2 separate regions of the Homo sapiens genome follow, and region 1 is linked to region 2. Evidence: chromatin loops called from intact Hi-C (ENCODE). Cell type or tissue: A673. All regions are shown on one strand.

Region 1 (8,000 bases), 1.1 Mb after region 2:
AAAAGTACAGTTTCCTGACTGCAACCTGGCAGGAAGTCCTTCCTTGAAGCAGGGAGAAGGAGGGAGTTTTCCCATGTCTACCAATCACAATAGATAATGCAAACAGCCTTTGGCTGTCAGCTCCTTCAAAGTCTGCCTTGGCTGCAAAGAGCTGCCTTGCCCGCAAAGAGCTGCCTTGCCCAAGGTCATTCTCTTCCCCAGAGAGCTCACACCTGGAAATTCAGTAAAGAAATATAAAAGAGGCAATTCCTTCCTGACTTATGCAACTCTGATGTGCAGTCGTTGCACCAGAGCTCTCTGCAAGGTTAGCTAAAGCTCTGTTGGGCCTGCCTCTCATTTTTATTTCTTCCTCTGCCCAATCATGCCTCCTTCACTTTTCTTTCACAGGTATTGATTCCTAATAAATATAACATACCCCAAACTTCATCTCAGTGTTTCCTTTCAGAAAACCAAAACTAAGAGAGTTGGTATTGAGAACAGTCAGAGAGTGGGTGATAAGATGGGGCTTTGGAGCTAAAGCACTGCTGGCTGCCTGGCTCACAATGAGGACCCCATCACTGGCAGTAGATGGAACACAAAGACAGCCTCTAGAACAAGATGGCAGTCAGTTGTCAAAGCTGACAGCATAGCCCAAGGATATACTTGGTTGAAGAGGGAAGAAAGAGACTATGCCACAAAGGACCTGCAAAGTATAGCCAGAATGCATGGGCAGAAATCAAGGGCATACACATGAGGCTGAATTATAACAGTGCTGGTTTAAGGGGGCCAGAATACCCCCAAGTCAATAAACTCTTCACTCCATCTCCAGGGAGTTAAAATTGGGTAAGAAATATATTGACATGGGAGAGATACACAGTTTAACATCTTAGCAAGAATTCCAGGAAATAGTATGAACTTGTTACTACCATGACTCCTAGAAATACAGAGAAAAAATGGCCTATGCTGGAGAAGCAAAATCCTAGCTTTTACATGGAAGATGGTTGAAGAATGGATTAAAATACTTAGGAAAGGCAGCATGGTAGAATGGCTATACTATATTCACTTGAAGACCTGCCAGGTGATATACTCCAGAAGAAAGCTCATGGCAGACACCATTTACTAATACCAGAAAAAAAAAATGCTATTGAGAAGGGCACCAGCCTCATTAAGATGTGAAACAGCAGCTTTACACTATACATCAGGCATGATGTTTGGAAATGTTGTTACGGAACTTGGCTTAGTTATGGTAAAGGGGATAAGACCCCAAAACATAGAAGCCAAGCCAAAAGGCCACAATTATCATGGTGAGTGGAAAGACTGGAGTGGCAATCAAAGGGACCTAACTCACAAAAAACTGTGTTGATGGTTGATGGAACATAGCAACCACCCTAGGAGCAAAACAGGCGGGCAGCCAACAAGGATACTACTCAACTTGTACCAACAAAGGAAATAAATGATGGATGTCAAGGAGTCTGAGGGAGGGCACCCCATTAAAAAGTCATAATTCATTATGCAATTTCTAGATGTGAACCAGTTTTCAGACCCAGTCTGTATTATGAAGATTCCTACAAAGTCTTAGGTACTATACATGGTAATATTTGATTATTTTCCCCAAAGGGTCTTTTGGCCATTTACTCAAGGAAACTAAACATTGAGGAAAAAGAGAATTCCCAAACATTTTAAGGATTGTTTGAAAATGGGTATGAATTGACAATGAAACCTGGAAGCCCAAAGCAGTATGATGGCCCTCTGTTAGAGTTGAAGCACATAAGGGCCAGATAATAAATGGCTAATGTCCACTTTACAATGGGTCAGCTTGATCTGCAGACCTATATGGTGATCATCTCCATACTTCCAGGATACATAATTGAACTTAGCATGTTTGACAATTGGTGAAACTTCTATATTAGGGTTGCTGCTTTCCCCTGTGAAATCTTTAATCCTACAGGCTACGTGGAAGCTTCTAAAACTGCCCCACCAATAGCCAAAGGGGTAAATCAAACACAATATTTCGTCTTCAGGAAGGGGACAGTGCAAAGTTGCTGCAGGGAAAGGTTCTGATGCCCAAAGTGCTAACACTTTCATGCAAAACATAGCAAGTATCTCATTGAATGGTAAGCTATAGTTGGCTCAAGGGCACTTTGGCCTACTTGTATCCAGGAATTAGAAAGTAAGAAAAAAGTCACAATCTTGGTAGAGGAACTTGACCCTGATCATGAGGAGGAGTTAGGACTGCTTTTACACAGGTGGCCGACTTGGGTACTTCTTGGAACTGAGTTGCCCAATTATCACTATAAATGGAAAAATTCCTACAACCCTAGCCAGAGAAGGGCATGGTAATCATGGCCTCAGTCACTCCAGGGGAAAGTCTCTGAAGAGTTTAATAGTTACCCCAGACTTAAATTGTTGCTTGATATGGTTTCCATACATTCTAGAACCTAGAACATAATATTGTATTGACTTCTTTTTGCTGAATTTTAGATTGGTTCCTGGCTATCATTATTTTCCATGACTTAATGGTTAAAGTATAAACATGGATTTATTTGAAAAATTATGACTTTCCACAACACCGCACCTCATACGTAAAAGCAGCCAGTAGGATTTTTTATTTATTTTTGAGACGGAGTTTCGCTGTTGTTGCCCAGGCTGGAGTGCAATGGCTCAATGTCGGCTCAAGGCAACTTCCGCCTCCCGGGAGCGATTCTCCTGCCTCAGCCTCCCGAGTAGCTGGGATTATAGGCATGCGCCACCACGCCCGGCTAATTTTTTGTGTTTTTAGTAGAGACAGGGTTTCTCCATGTTGGTCAGGCTGGTCTCGAACCCCCGACCTCAGGTGATTTCTCCCCCACCCCCCCGCCGCCTCAGCCTCCCAAAGTGCTGGGATTATAGGCATGAGCCACCGCGCCCGGTCACCTGTAGGATTTTGTTATTCAGAAATACAGTCCCTCTTAAGTAGGGTGAACCACAAAAGTGAGCCTACGTTCTCGCTTATTTCTGTCTCCTCTCTTTGAAGGTCACTATAGATGCAACTGGCAACTGGGACCATGACATCTGTATAAACACTGACCAGCAATTTATCTTTCTAGGATCAGAATGGGGAGGCAGCGCAGCTTGAGGAAGAAGGGCCAGGAGATAAACAACACACATTCAACTGAGGCCCCCTAGTGGCTGAGGAAATGTTAATCAAATACTTTTCCAGACTAATTTCTACCAATTTCGATAGAAGTTTGGTGGAAACGCTGCTATCTCCACCCCATATTTCGTTCCATGGATCCTTACCATTTGCTTTCATTCCCGTTTCTACCCTTCCAACGCAGATCTGCACATTCCTGGGGCATCCTAAACATGTCTGAAGACCTACTGAATATTGAGTCTAAGATCATCTCCCCTTGGTACTGGAAGTAATACAAATAGTGTTATCTCTACATTTATTTCCCCAGGCTCTTTCTATAGGTTTAATAGACAAGGATGATATACACATTTCATACTATTTGAAAATCACTTCCTGACTACACTTTTACATACTTGAAAATGGATTCTCAACTTCTTTTGCGTGATTTCTATCTAACTTTGTCATTTGGGCTTCAATACACTCCATACATTCACTAGGGTATTATAACACAGTAATTTTATCTTTAGTGTACTGTTGTGGACTTTAATAGCTAGATTTCTAGTTCAAACAAGGATTCAATAGAACCTGTGCTTCAACCTGAATGGAGTTTGACTGAACAACCCTAATTTGCCATGAGGAAAAAATATTGAGTGCTATAGCTTCAAATGGTAACATATTCAGAAGATGAGATTTCTTGTGCAAATGATTTGTCTCCAAAAGTTTACCAACTTCTGCTTAAGAGCAAATTTCAAGGGATAAAGTAATTTTTAAGGTATTGATCTTTAAGAAACATTTCCTGTATTTTAAACCAAGCAAATATATAACCTAAACATCTAAAGATGTATGTTCTATGAATACTAAGTTACAGCATGATTAAAGACACATTCATTGTCAGTGATTTCTATATTTTGCAATAGCAGAGGGAGCCATAAAAGGGGAATGGAGCAATACAGCCTATATTCTAATACTTGTCAGACTTCTGCCAGGCAGTGATCAACAGTAAGGATTCCATGACAATGTTACCATGACAATCCTAGGAACAGACAGAATGGAAATGAAAGAGACTCTAGACACTGATAACAGGACATCTACTACTCCCCCAAGTCCTGCCTGATCAGTAAACCAGTAACCTCATGTTACCAAATTTTTAGCTTAGTGGTTAGTACAGGTGAACATTAGTGAGTTATGATCATTCTAAGTATTCTTCAACCAACTAAGAACAACACTACAATACGTCAAAGTTACATGTGTTTTCTAGATCAAGCTAAAATGTAAAGATGATGTAGGTTCTCTGAGAATTCACATTTTACTCTTACTGTAAATGACTATCCTGTAAGTGTTTAATGCCCTTTCCCTACCATTCTAAGAAAATAACTGAATCCTTATTAGCATATGTAGGTGAATGGTTAATAGTACATAAAAAAGAACTTACTTTATTCACAATTTGTTAATGAATCCAAATCATTTTGAGCATCAATGCCTCAATCAGTGTCTTTCAAAATCCATCTCAAAACTTCCCAACCCACCATAGCCCCTGGGGATTTATGCCCTCCCTAAACCATCACTTATGTGTCATGACAGGGTACACATTACAACTAAAGCTCCTTGTGGATCCCGGCATCTAAACTGCAAAGAACATCAAATGTCTAAGTGAAATTTGTCACTTGATATTTTTGGACCCACATCATCACACAGTGTTAAACCTGAGTGGATCTGAGGTCATCTAGTTTACTTACCCTCTTCACATAAAGCTTCTTTACATGTAAAGTAAGTGACTTTCCTGGGGTCAAAAGATCATTGCACAGCAAATGTATGCTAGAAATATAGACTCTTGGCCCTGAATAGATGGCAAATACTTCATTGTTTCTGGATCAGATCTTATGGAAGCAGCCCTCTGTGTTACCTGATGATTTTTGCAATCCATGACTATGTCAACATGCTACGGAGATGAGAAACAAATTTGCTTTGATTTTATACACTGTTTGTGGCACAGAGATTGGTCACCTGCTTTTCCCAGCCCAGTTTGCAATGCCAGATTTATGGCATTTTTAAATTCTGCCTGCTAATTCCTTGCTACTCTGCTTTTCCAAATCAAATTCAGTCAGACTTATCTAGCTCTGTCTGAATGTGTCCCTTGATTGAGTGATGTTAGTTCAAGAAAAAACACTCAAATCAATTTAATGCAAATTCCCATTCACAGCCTGGTTGACCCATCAGGATACTGACAATAATAGATTGGGGTACTTAATTCCTAAGGCATGTGACTCATCGAAGGCTTAGTAATCAATTTCCATTGCTGCGACTGCATAATTCATCTTTGGTGCTCTTAAGCTCTGGAATACCAAGTGTCTGTTCATTTTTTTTAAGGCCTACACATTCCTTCCGAATAGCAAAGCCCTTTTCGTGTCTCTGCAATCATTTCCTTATCTAAATTTCCATATGCCACCCTGGCAAGGTGTCCCACCTGTGAAGGCTTTAGATCAATAAAAATAATTGGCATGTTTTCCCTCCAGTTGCAGATGCCTGAAATAGATTACATGCTGCTCTAGCAGACAATAGGAAGATGAAATGGAGGCTGGTCACTGCCTCTATCCACATTAGCTATTAACTCTCTACAGGACAGCCAGTAGGGATTCTTATAGTTTGAACCCTGTTTCCCAAGATCCCCAATCTGTTTTATTCTCTAAGCATTAAAGTGAATGGGAAGCATATACAAATAGGCAACAAGCAGATGTCCTTTCCATTTCAAGAAAGGCATGCTGTGTTCCATCCAGACTGTACCTGCATTTGTCATTTTTTGTGTCTCTTTTCCTGTGACAAAAGCCTTATGTTGAGATCAGATTATGCCCTGGGAATTTTCTTTGGCAACTAGGTAAGGTTTTGTCTCAATTCTTAACTCTACAGGCAAGAAAATTGTTAAGTCAAATAAATCTGTAGAATAGAAGCCATTGTTTTACTAACTTTTGTCTACAGGAGCCAAGTGTTTACCCATAACTTTGATTTTCCTGAGGCAGGAAACTAAATTAGTCATGTTTCCTCTATGTACTTGTATTCCCCAGATACCGAAGACTATATGCACCACCAAGTCATTCATGAGAGCTGCAGTAGACATTCCATTCAGGATTATGTTTCTGTCACTTTCTGAGCAAATAACAAAAGTATTAAAGGAGCTAATCATGCCTCTGAAAACATAGTATTTCCCTTGGCCTTATCTCTTCTGATATAAATCTGTGTCCTCTCATTTTATAGAATTAAAAATCATTTATAAGAAAATAATGCCTAAAAAGAATTAGAAAAAGATAAGGATGTTAGTGAATGTGTAAGCTTACGCTCTATTCTGAGTAAGTCGCAAGAATGTGAGAAGTTGGAAAAAAGTACTTGTAGAAGTATAAGGAATGAGAGTACTTCTCAAAGTTGGGTGGATGCCATTAGCAGGAAATGTTCTTGCAGTAGTAACCCAGCAGTAATAAATATATATATATTTATGGTTATATAATAATTTATATATTTACATATATTTTATATATGTTGTATGTTTATATATAAATATATAACTTGTTTATATTTACACACATATGTATATAAATATATTACACATTATATGTATCTATGTAGTATATACATTTGCTTTATAACACATATGTATATATGTAATTTATATACACATATATACACATATATACATGTGTGTAAATATAAATATATACACATTTATATATTTATATATACACATATTTACATGCATCTATATGTAAATATATTTTATGTGTTAAATCATATATATAACATTCTAAAATTTAGCTAGAAACAAACTCCTTCCTCATAAAGCTTACAATATAATAAGTATTCAATGATAAAGCAGTCTCCTATACATATACATTTGTATATCCTATATAGACATTATTAATTACATTAAAATGTTTTCACTTGCCTTTTTGGTTGTTTGGAATTGAGTATGATAGACCCTTTTTTCCATTTTTACAGAAAAATAACAGTGCATTCATTTTAATACTACATATGGAATACATTGTACACTCGTGCTTTAAGACATCACAAGTTTGTACATATAAACTTGTGGGATAAACTTGTAAATATGGGGTTGAACCAACATGTTTGTTTGAATATGAGTGTGGTATTGACTGTATACATAGGTTCATTCTTTTGTGCATTAAAACTGATATTCTATTCTGAAGATGTCAGTCTTTAATCTTAGTAAGGAAAAACGAACATAATCAGCTACCCTTTAAAATCATGTAAAAGCCTAAAACTACAAAAGACTCAAATTTATGTTACTAAACAACAGAGACTATATAAGACCCTAAAATTTTCCAGAGGGGAGAAGTAAGTCACAAAAAAAAGAAATGAGAATCAGAATGTCTTTGGAACTCTTAACATCAACACTAGATATATGAAGGCAATAGCAAAATATCGTCAAAATTCTGACCCAAAAAAATGGTGGTCTACCCTCACACTTGATTGGTGGTTTGCATAGGCAGAGGAATCCAGGTTGAAAAAGACATTTTCAGACCTGGAACTAAAATATACCTTTCATGCACTTTGTCTCAGGTACTAATGAAGGATGCATTCCATCAAACCAAGGTTGTAAACAATGATGACAATAACAACAGTAAGATTGTTGTTATTCAGGAAAGAGGAGCTTTCCTGAATGAAAAGAGGAGCTTTTGATTCAGGAAAGAGGAGCTTGAACATTGGAGAGCAGAGAAATGAAGTCTCAGATGAGTAATAAGTCATGCCCAGAGAATAATCAATCCTGACAGTGCTAGAGAATAGAAGGCTGCAAGGGGGAAGTTATCTAGGAAATAAAAAGCACACTAGATCTCAATTTTTGATTTAGAAAAAACAGTTGGTATTTGACAGCTCATTTGAACTTTTTAGAAAATAGATACAT
Region 2 (8,000 bases):
AACAACTTTGATGATCTGCCTTCTTCCACAATTGAAAAAGAAAAACAAAATAAGACATTATGACAGAGAAATTGTATACATAAGTAGAATAAAGTAAGGTCATTTGGAAAGATAACACATATATTCATTCCAAGGAGTCTTATATGATAATAAATTAAATCTCCCATGGGCTCTGAGCTTTCTTGTGCCTAAAGCAAAAAGAAAATGTAATCAGTTAAGAAATCTACATTACCCCTGAGATTAAAAATACTAATTTATCAGAAAAAAAGCTAGGTATCAAGAGTACACACAATCATTAATTTGCATTGTCTTATATCTCCTCATTTCACAAATGTTTCATTTTTATTACCCATTAATGTTAGTCTTCACGTTACAGGAAATATAAATGAATATTGGTTATTAAAATAAAAATCTAATTCAAAGCATTTTCTTCACAATAGCTTGTGAAAGAGAAGACTAAATTTAGTATTTAAATGGGCTTATTTGAATCACTTAATCAATGTGTTTCTAGTTGCATTTAGTTATGAAAACTGAATCAAACATCATCTTTCTTAGTAAACATTTAATAAGAGCTAAACTCATAGAAGAAACTAAGCTTTTAAAATAAAATGTTCCCAAAATAAACATTGACGATATCCATTTTTACATAAATAGAACAGCATCCCCCAAAAATAAAAAAGTGAGTGGAATTAAAGCCACCATTCAAATGTAGCAAAGCAAAGACACCATGAAACTCTCTTATTTTGCCTTATGCTTTATGAAGTTAGTGCCTGATTTACCCAAATGTATATTATGTACTACACAGCTCGGACTTTTAAAGGTCAAAGACAAATTCCTCAGTGAATTTTATTAAATGAAACTTGCCCTTCTTTTCCTGTCTTAAGTCCTGACTCCAGGTTTAATAAAAGTTGTTCTTCTCTCTTCACCCCTCCCCCCACTAATTCCCACGTTTTCAACAGTAAGTTCTCTAACCAGACAATGCTGAAGATATTTGCACATAAATTTATGACATAGGAGAAAAATAACAAAAGAGTCAGACCCAACATAGTATTAATTTAAAAGGCAATTAATTTTGAAGAAGAAAAAGGGTATCAACATAAACTCAGCAAGGGCATGAATGATAGTATATAGTACAAATAAATCTCTATTTGGGGGTCCTGAGAAATTTCAGCAAGTAGTTGTTGAGTAATGAATGTTTGTAATTCATTAGCCACTATTTTAAAATGCAAAGCACACCATGACATCAATGATGTTCTTTTTAATCTCAACAAACAGGCTATTACAATTAAAGCACTTGCAAAAAGACAGTACGTTTAAATATAAGTTTTGATGAGATTTCAATGTTTTAATAATAATTGAATAACACTTCATAATTCCATAGAAAGACATAAAAATCTTGAGATTGGTTCAAAAATATATGTGTTTGTAAACACCAACCTTTTATGAATATTTAGAAGCAGCTAGCATTTCTATTTTGAAAATTCTTTTTTTCTCAGATCTCTTAATAAGGTTTTAGTGTATCTTTAAGAAGATAATCGTTATTTACTTAAAAATATTTATTTTCCAAATACAGAAAATAATAACATTTACAAGTGCTTCATTTTCTATGCCCCCTTTCCATCTTCCTTCAGTTCCTAGACAACAAAACAATGGTTCATTCTTCATGTGGAAGAGTAAACTCAATAAACGCGAATGGCCAGGAGGCCTACAGCAGTGAAATTATGGCTTCACAAGGACTTTTTTTTTTCTTTATGAACAAGTTTAGAAAGACCTTTTTCAACATATTTTAAAGTCATGCATACTTCAATGATATAATTATCTTGGCAACACTAAATACTGCTGACTGACAAATGAGACCAAAATAATTAAGTTCTGTTCTTTGCACAATCAAGATTTAGTGCAGTAATCAATCTGGGTAAGAATTTGGAGTCTGGAGACTTCAGAAGATGAACAAGCTACTAGCTAAAATTGGTCATGTGGGAAGATGGTTAAATGAGTATACAGTTTATACATAGCTGTGAATACTCTTCATGTCTTAATCTTCATTAGAACCTGGTTGATTCATTGTTCATGTGGTCCTGTACTAAGTTGGACATGGTATACAAGTAGACAAAAGAACAATTGAAAAGATAATCCAATGCATTCAGTGGGCACGAACGGCATTGAAAATGTAAAATAATAGAGTTGAAAATATAATAGTTTTTAAGCAAAAAAAAAAAAGAGGTACGAATGCTGCTATGAAAGCATTAAGGTTATAAACATTATGATAAAAGAGAGAGAGAGAACACAATAAATACACTTTTCCACATACATATTTGTCGAACCGTGAGTATGGTCTGGATGCCTACCCAGTTTCCATTTTTATTTTCTTCTACCTAACTCTCTCTTCTCTCCTTGGAATAAATCATACAGCTTTCCATACCCTCAACAACACTCCCACTACATGGTTTTTCCCTGTGGAATCAGACTGCCGTCATAGAGAGGTGTTCATGTTAAGTACTTCTCCTGAGGGCTGGAACTCCAGGCTTCATCAGATTGATACACTTAGCAGGTCCATCAGGGATGTCAAAGTGAAATATAACCAGGTCAGTTGGGTGCATTAGTAACTACTGGGATTTACAACCAGCTACAAATACTATATATGTGTATATATATATGCACACACATATATATACATGCACACATACATACATATATACACATATATATACACAAATATTGTATATTTGTAGACAATATTGTAAACTTGTACATATATATTTATATATACACACATATATAAGAAATCATAATAATTTAATAATTTCTCTTGTCAAGAGCTTATTCTGAATACTACCCACGGACCTCAGAAAAAGAAAGAGCATTTTTTTCCCAGCAAAATGCATCCTCCTTTGTAGTGGGCTAAGGAATAGGCACCATGAACAGGTGATACCATTGTAATTTAAAGAATGGAAGAAAGTCAAATAAGAGTATCTACCATCCAACGAAAGGAACTGTATGCAGAAGTCTTTTGGGATCTCCAACTGAGGATAACCGGCTCCCTCTGATTCTGGGTACACATGTCTGCCTCCATGAATGTTAGCATGCGGCCAGGGTGGGGGAGCAATGGACGTCTACACCAGTGCTTGGCCATTTGTAGAGTGGAAATTGCACTTTGCTTTCAAAAATGGATTCTCCTCCCAGCACCATGCAACTCGACTAGCTGAAGGCACAAATGGAATAAATGCACATTCTAAAAAAAGGAGGGAGGGGGCGAAAAAATAAACCCCACCCAGGAATCTTTAAGGGAAACAGGTGCTAGCAAGAGAAAGCGGCCAGCTGTCAATAACACTTAAAACTCCATCTTCGTTACTCTGAAAACAATTTCAATGGGGGAAATACCGTGCCCTGTTCCTGAGGGTTTAATTTACTAGGCTGTCTCTGTGAATTAGAGTCAGATCTAAGTTTCGCACTCAGGAGCGGTTTTCTCTGTCGACTACGTTTGCTCTTCCGAGCTCCAAGTCGGTTTCTAAAATGGGCAAGCCTTTTCCCTCCCGGCAGCCTTGACCCCCACTCCTCCAAGTCGTCACTTTTATTTACAGCCCGGTGAGCGGTGTCTGTGTCGCTCAGCCTGGCCCCAAGAACAGTCACCGCGAACAATGAGCCAGACAAGGGACCCACCCAGAGAACGCCTGCTCGCCGGCCGCGCGCAAGCCCGCTAGCGCGGGACGCTCCGGGCTTCGGGGCTCTGGGTGCCCCCACCCCTTCCCCTCTAAACCCCAAGGAAAGCAAGAAGGTAGGTCGTTCCCTACACCCAGGTACTCGTGCTCACCCAACCAGCCCTGCCTCCCAGCACCCACCAATTAGATGCCGTATCTAAAAAGAAAATAAAAAAAGCGGGGCAGCGTGGCGGTTCAGCCGGCTGCCGACCCGGATCCAACTCGCCCAGCTTGCGGGTTTGGCGCTCACTTGCGCCCGAGTCCGCGGCATTTTGAAATCCCGGAGGATTTGGGGTGGGGGCAAGAGGTGGGGCCACGAGCCATAAAGTGGCTTCCGCTCCCTCCCCCCGGCCTGGCACAGCTCCGGGATCGGGCAAGACACAAAAGACGGGTCTTATCAGTGCCAACAACTCTGCCGCCGCCTCGGGCCATGCTGCGCACGGGAACCGGGCGGCGGGCCTCGCGGTCGGGTCTCTGCGCCGGCCGCGGCGCGCCGGGAGGCTGGAGCATCCTGGACGCCGCCAGAGCTCCCCGGTGCGCTTTTCGCGCAGAACCTCCGTCAGCAGCTCCTCGCTTCGCAGATAAAGAAGTAAAGGCGACGGAGGAGAAATGGAGAGAAAAGGGAAGACTTACTTGGGGGCCGAAGGCTCAGCCTGACTCCCGCTTCGGACTCGGCAGGTGTCTAGCACCGCGGGCCCAGGCGGAAGGCGCTGGCGCAGCGCAGAGCAGGGACTCCACTTATCGAGGACTGGAAACTCCCCTTGCCGCCCGGCCTCCGCGCTGCGCTCCTTGCTGTCACCGCTCCGAGCGACGCAGGCACGCTCCCCGCTGCCTCCTAGTCCTGGTGGGTCTCTCTGCTCTCTTCTCCGGGTTCGTCCGCTCCCTCACAGACCACACCCTGTCACCTCAGCAGCCCTCCACTCCTTCCTCTTTGACACTTCCACCGGTTACTCCGCCGTCTGCGTCCTCCCACCCCCACTCAGCCCACGTGCTCCTGCCGCTCCCTCGGCTCTAACTTCCCCTGCCGGGAGCCCCCACCTCCGCTCTGAAAACCCTTTGGTCTCTGAGCAGGGGAAAGGTCCTGGGGTCTTCGCCCACATCTCCCCAGGCCCTTCGGTGCAAAGGACCTTGCTTTGATTTTGTCGTTGCGATGGTTTAGATATATTGTGTACTACATATTAAGATGTATTTCTTTAAATGAGCTACATATCACTTTTAATACTGTAGAAATGTATTCCCAGGTGTTAATCATCTAACCGCTGTTCATTGGCCTTTGGAGTTAGACTGTCAGCCCAGCTTTTCTCCATATGCAAAAAGGCCCACAAAGTTCCAGAACACCCTCTTTACCCCAATCCAAGCCACACGTGCCCTTTTCTAATGAGCCCGCTTCCTCGCTGTTATTGTTGTGGAAATATTTTTATATTTACTTTTCCCTGTTTCTGCAGACAATGAGAAGTTCCTTTCTAAGGGCTTCCCTCAGCATTCTGTTCTTAGTTTCATGATAATACCTATCACTCATGTGACATTTTCCTGTTTGGATTACTTCCTCTACTACTGGTCTTTAAGTTTCTCTAGGCAGAACTATTGGTCTGTAAGTTTGTTCAGGCAGAAATAATTCATACTCATATTCATAACTTTGTCAACAGCTCCTAGTGTGGTCCTCGGCATACAGTACGTATTCAAACAATGTTCAAGGAGTGAATGTCCCTTAAATATGAGGCAAGCTTTGGTGGTTTTATGTGGTATTTAAAGGAAGGAAGACTTCAATTTGTATGCTTGGCTTGTATCCCATATAATTAGTCCTGTGGAAAACAAAGCATTTTGGAGTTAGCTGGATGATTGCTCATACGTTCCTTTAATTCTTGAAACAAGTCTTCCTTGTAAGTATTACCCACTTTTTCTAAGATGATACTCAGGTTGGTAACTTGGTGGTCACTAAATGTGAAGACCCCTAAGCCTTAGAGATCCCATGGTTCTTCACACCAGCCCAAGCTGCATCAGGCTGGCGTTAATGCAATACTTGACTGCCCAGCTACCCAGCCACATGCAAAACCTGCCTACCAGTACCACAGAGAGCTTACCCAACCATCTTTCCTCCAAAAATAGCATTTATTTTTCCCTCCCTCTTTCTCTTCTCTTGCTTGACTCACTTAAGTCAGAGTTCTAAAAAACAATAAACAAACACCTCTCAATGCTCAGACCTCTTGTTAAACTTATTGTCTTAACTCCTAAACTTAAAATTACTTTCATGAACATATCTTGCCTTAGCTATCCCTGTGTCTCACACAGGGCTCCATATCTCTTTGGTTTCTCCATTCAAATAAATAGTAATTAACATTTGTTAAGTCTAGAGAGACCAAAGATCAGGTAGCAGCCAGCCATTGGTCCAAGCATTAACACATAATAGCTCATTTAATCCTCAACAACCTTGTGAGATAGAGCCTATTTTATAGTCGGGGAACATAGGCATAGAGGTATATCACATAGCCAGTAATTAGTGGAGCAGAAATTAGATCCCTGGCAATCTGCTTCAGAGGCTGCTTTCTCGACCACCATGCTTTAAATGGCCTGCCATAATCCCTGGCACCTAATACATGTTAATGAGCATTTTAAAAATAATGAATGTTTACCCATCCACACTTAGCATCATAGCAGGAAGAAGAGACGGTAATGAAATGGGTAGAACTTCAGGTTTTTGAGGACATATAATTGACCTCAATACCACAAGAACTGCTTTCTGTGGTGGGACTATGGACCCTACCTGTGGCCTGTATTTGAAACATGAGAGGGACATGGTCCATGCTCATGACATCAGGTGTGCGTGACAGATCGCTGAGCCTTCACGTTTGGGTTCTAGGACCTCCTTCACAATCAGTGAAAGGCATCTCCAGCTAAACCGATTCCTGGCCAAGCCCACCAACAAGCCAATTTGTGTTCTTCAGGGACCCAGCAGTGAGCAATGTCAGTTCCTGTGGCAGGTTAAATAATGGCCCCCACAGATACCCATGTTCTAATCCCCTAGAAACTCTGTTACTTTATATGGAAGAAAATGGATTTTGCAGATGTGATGAAATTAAGAATCCTGAGAAGGGGAGATTATCCTGGATTATCAGCGTGGGCCTTAAGTGCAATCATAGGTCCTTTTAAGTAGGAGACAGAAGGAAATTTGAGACACAGAAGAGGAAAAGGGAATGTGACCACAGAGACAAAGATTGGAATGATGCAGTCACAAGCCAATGAATGGCAGCAGCCACCAGAAGCTGGAAGAGGCAAGGAAGGAATTCTCTCCAAGAGCTTCTCAAGGAAGCACAATCCTGCTTTCATATTGATTTCTGTCCAGTGAAAGTGATTTTGGACTTCTGGCCTCCAGAACTGTACAGAAATAAGTGTATATTGTTTTAAATCACCAAGTTTGTGGTAATTTGTTACAACAGCCAAAGGAAATGAAAATACAGTTCCCAAATCTGCAAGATGACTTTCAATACCTGGGGATGAAACAAAAAGATATTTCAAGCAATTGATCAATTTTCTCTTCTGTGGCCAATGAAGCCAATCATTTGTGGGGAGTGAAGGAGGAGGAGAGAGGAACATTTAGCTCTCAGCATATTATATAAAAGCCTTCCGATCTAGACTTTGCCATTATCTCCAAATAATAAATACATACAATAACTGGGATATACTTATATGATTTAAAGTAGACTTGAAAATTTAAATTTGTTGCTCACTACCCAACCATATTGCCTAAAGTACATGATAGTTTACAATTTTTTTAATTTACTAATATTTTATTTAGGATTTTAGCATCCTTGTATAATAGTGCCAGAACTACCCTACTGCTAGTAAGTAAGAAGGAGGCATTACTAATCAACAGACATAAAGTTTCAGTCAAGTGAGATGGGCAAGCACAAGAGATCTGCTGTACAGCATTGTACCTATAGGCAACAATAATGTATTATACACTTAAAAATTTAAGAGGGTAAGATCTCCTTTAAGTGTTCTTACCACAATAAAATAAAATATAAAAAATCAATATCTGGTTTAATTTTAAATATGTATGCTATAATTATCTAGTGAACATATTCATTATTCATTATAGTTAAAAGTGTTAATTTGTAAAATGAAAAAATACATAAATTCTTCTAGAATGTAATTCAGGCTCTCTTGACCTCTGAGATGCTCTAGTACGTTAAATTAAGAACCTTGATGAAGGTATTATATTTCTTTTTAACTGGGACCACCAGATAAAATATCCAGTTAATACAAATTACATCCAGTTAAATACAAATTACAGATAAACAGTTT

Evidence for each region. Peaks named below come from ENCODE experiments on the same cell type or tissue, not always from the same donor. Only the 100,000 strongest peaks of a DNase experiment are listed, where the experiment ranks them.
Region 1: a loop joins it to region 2, with 4 times the contacts of the local background. A loop is called at or near these places in 2 of 110 quality-filtered maps.

The regions. Positions count from the first base shown.
Region 1 is chr15:46,087,185-46,095,184 of GRCh38, reverse strand. No RefSeq gene overlaps it. Among named protein-coding and RNA genes, the nearest start is that of SQOR, 460 kb to the right of the region's middle. RefSeq lists a silencer at 1-274. In A673, a CTCF peak has its summit at 3,146 (motif pointing left); DNase peaks (open chromatin) are centred at 3,124, 5,374 and 6,144; H3K27ac peaks cover 1,169 bases.
Region 2 is chr15:47,180,750-47,188,749 of GRCh38, reverse strand. It overlaps a transcript of SEMA6D not described here. Among named protein-coding and RNA genes, the nearest start is that of SEMA6D, 530 kb to the left of the region's middle. In A673, no CTCF peak of the experiment used is centred here; DNase peaks (open chromatin) are centred at 3,609, 4,089 and 4,439; H3K4me3 peaks cover 2,262 bases; H3K27ac peaks cover 1,571 bases.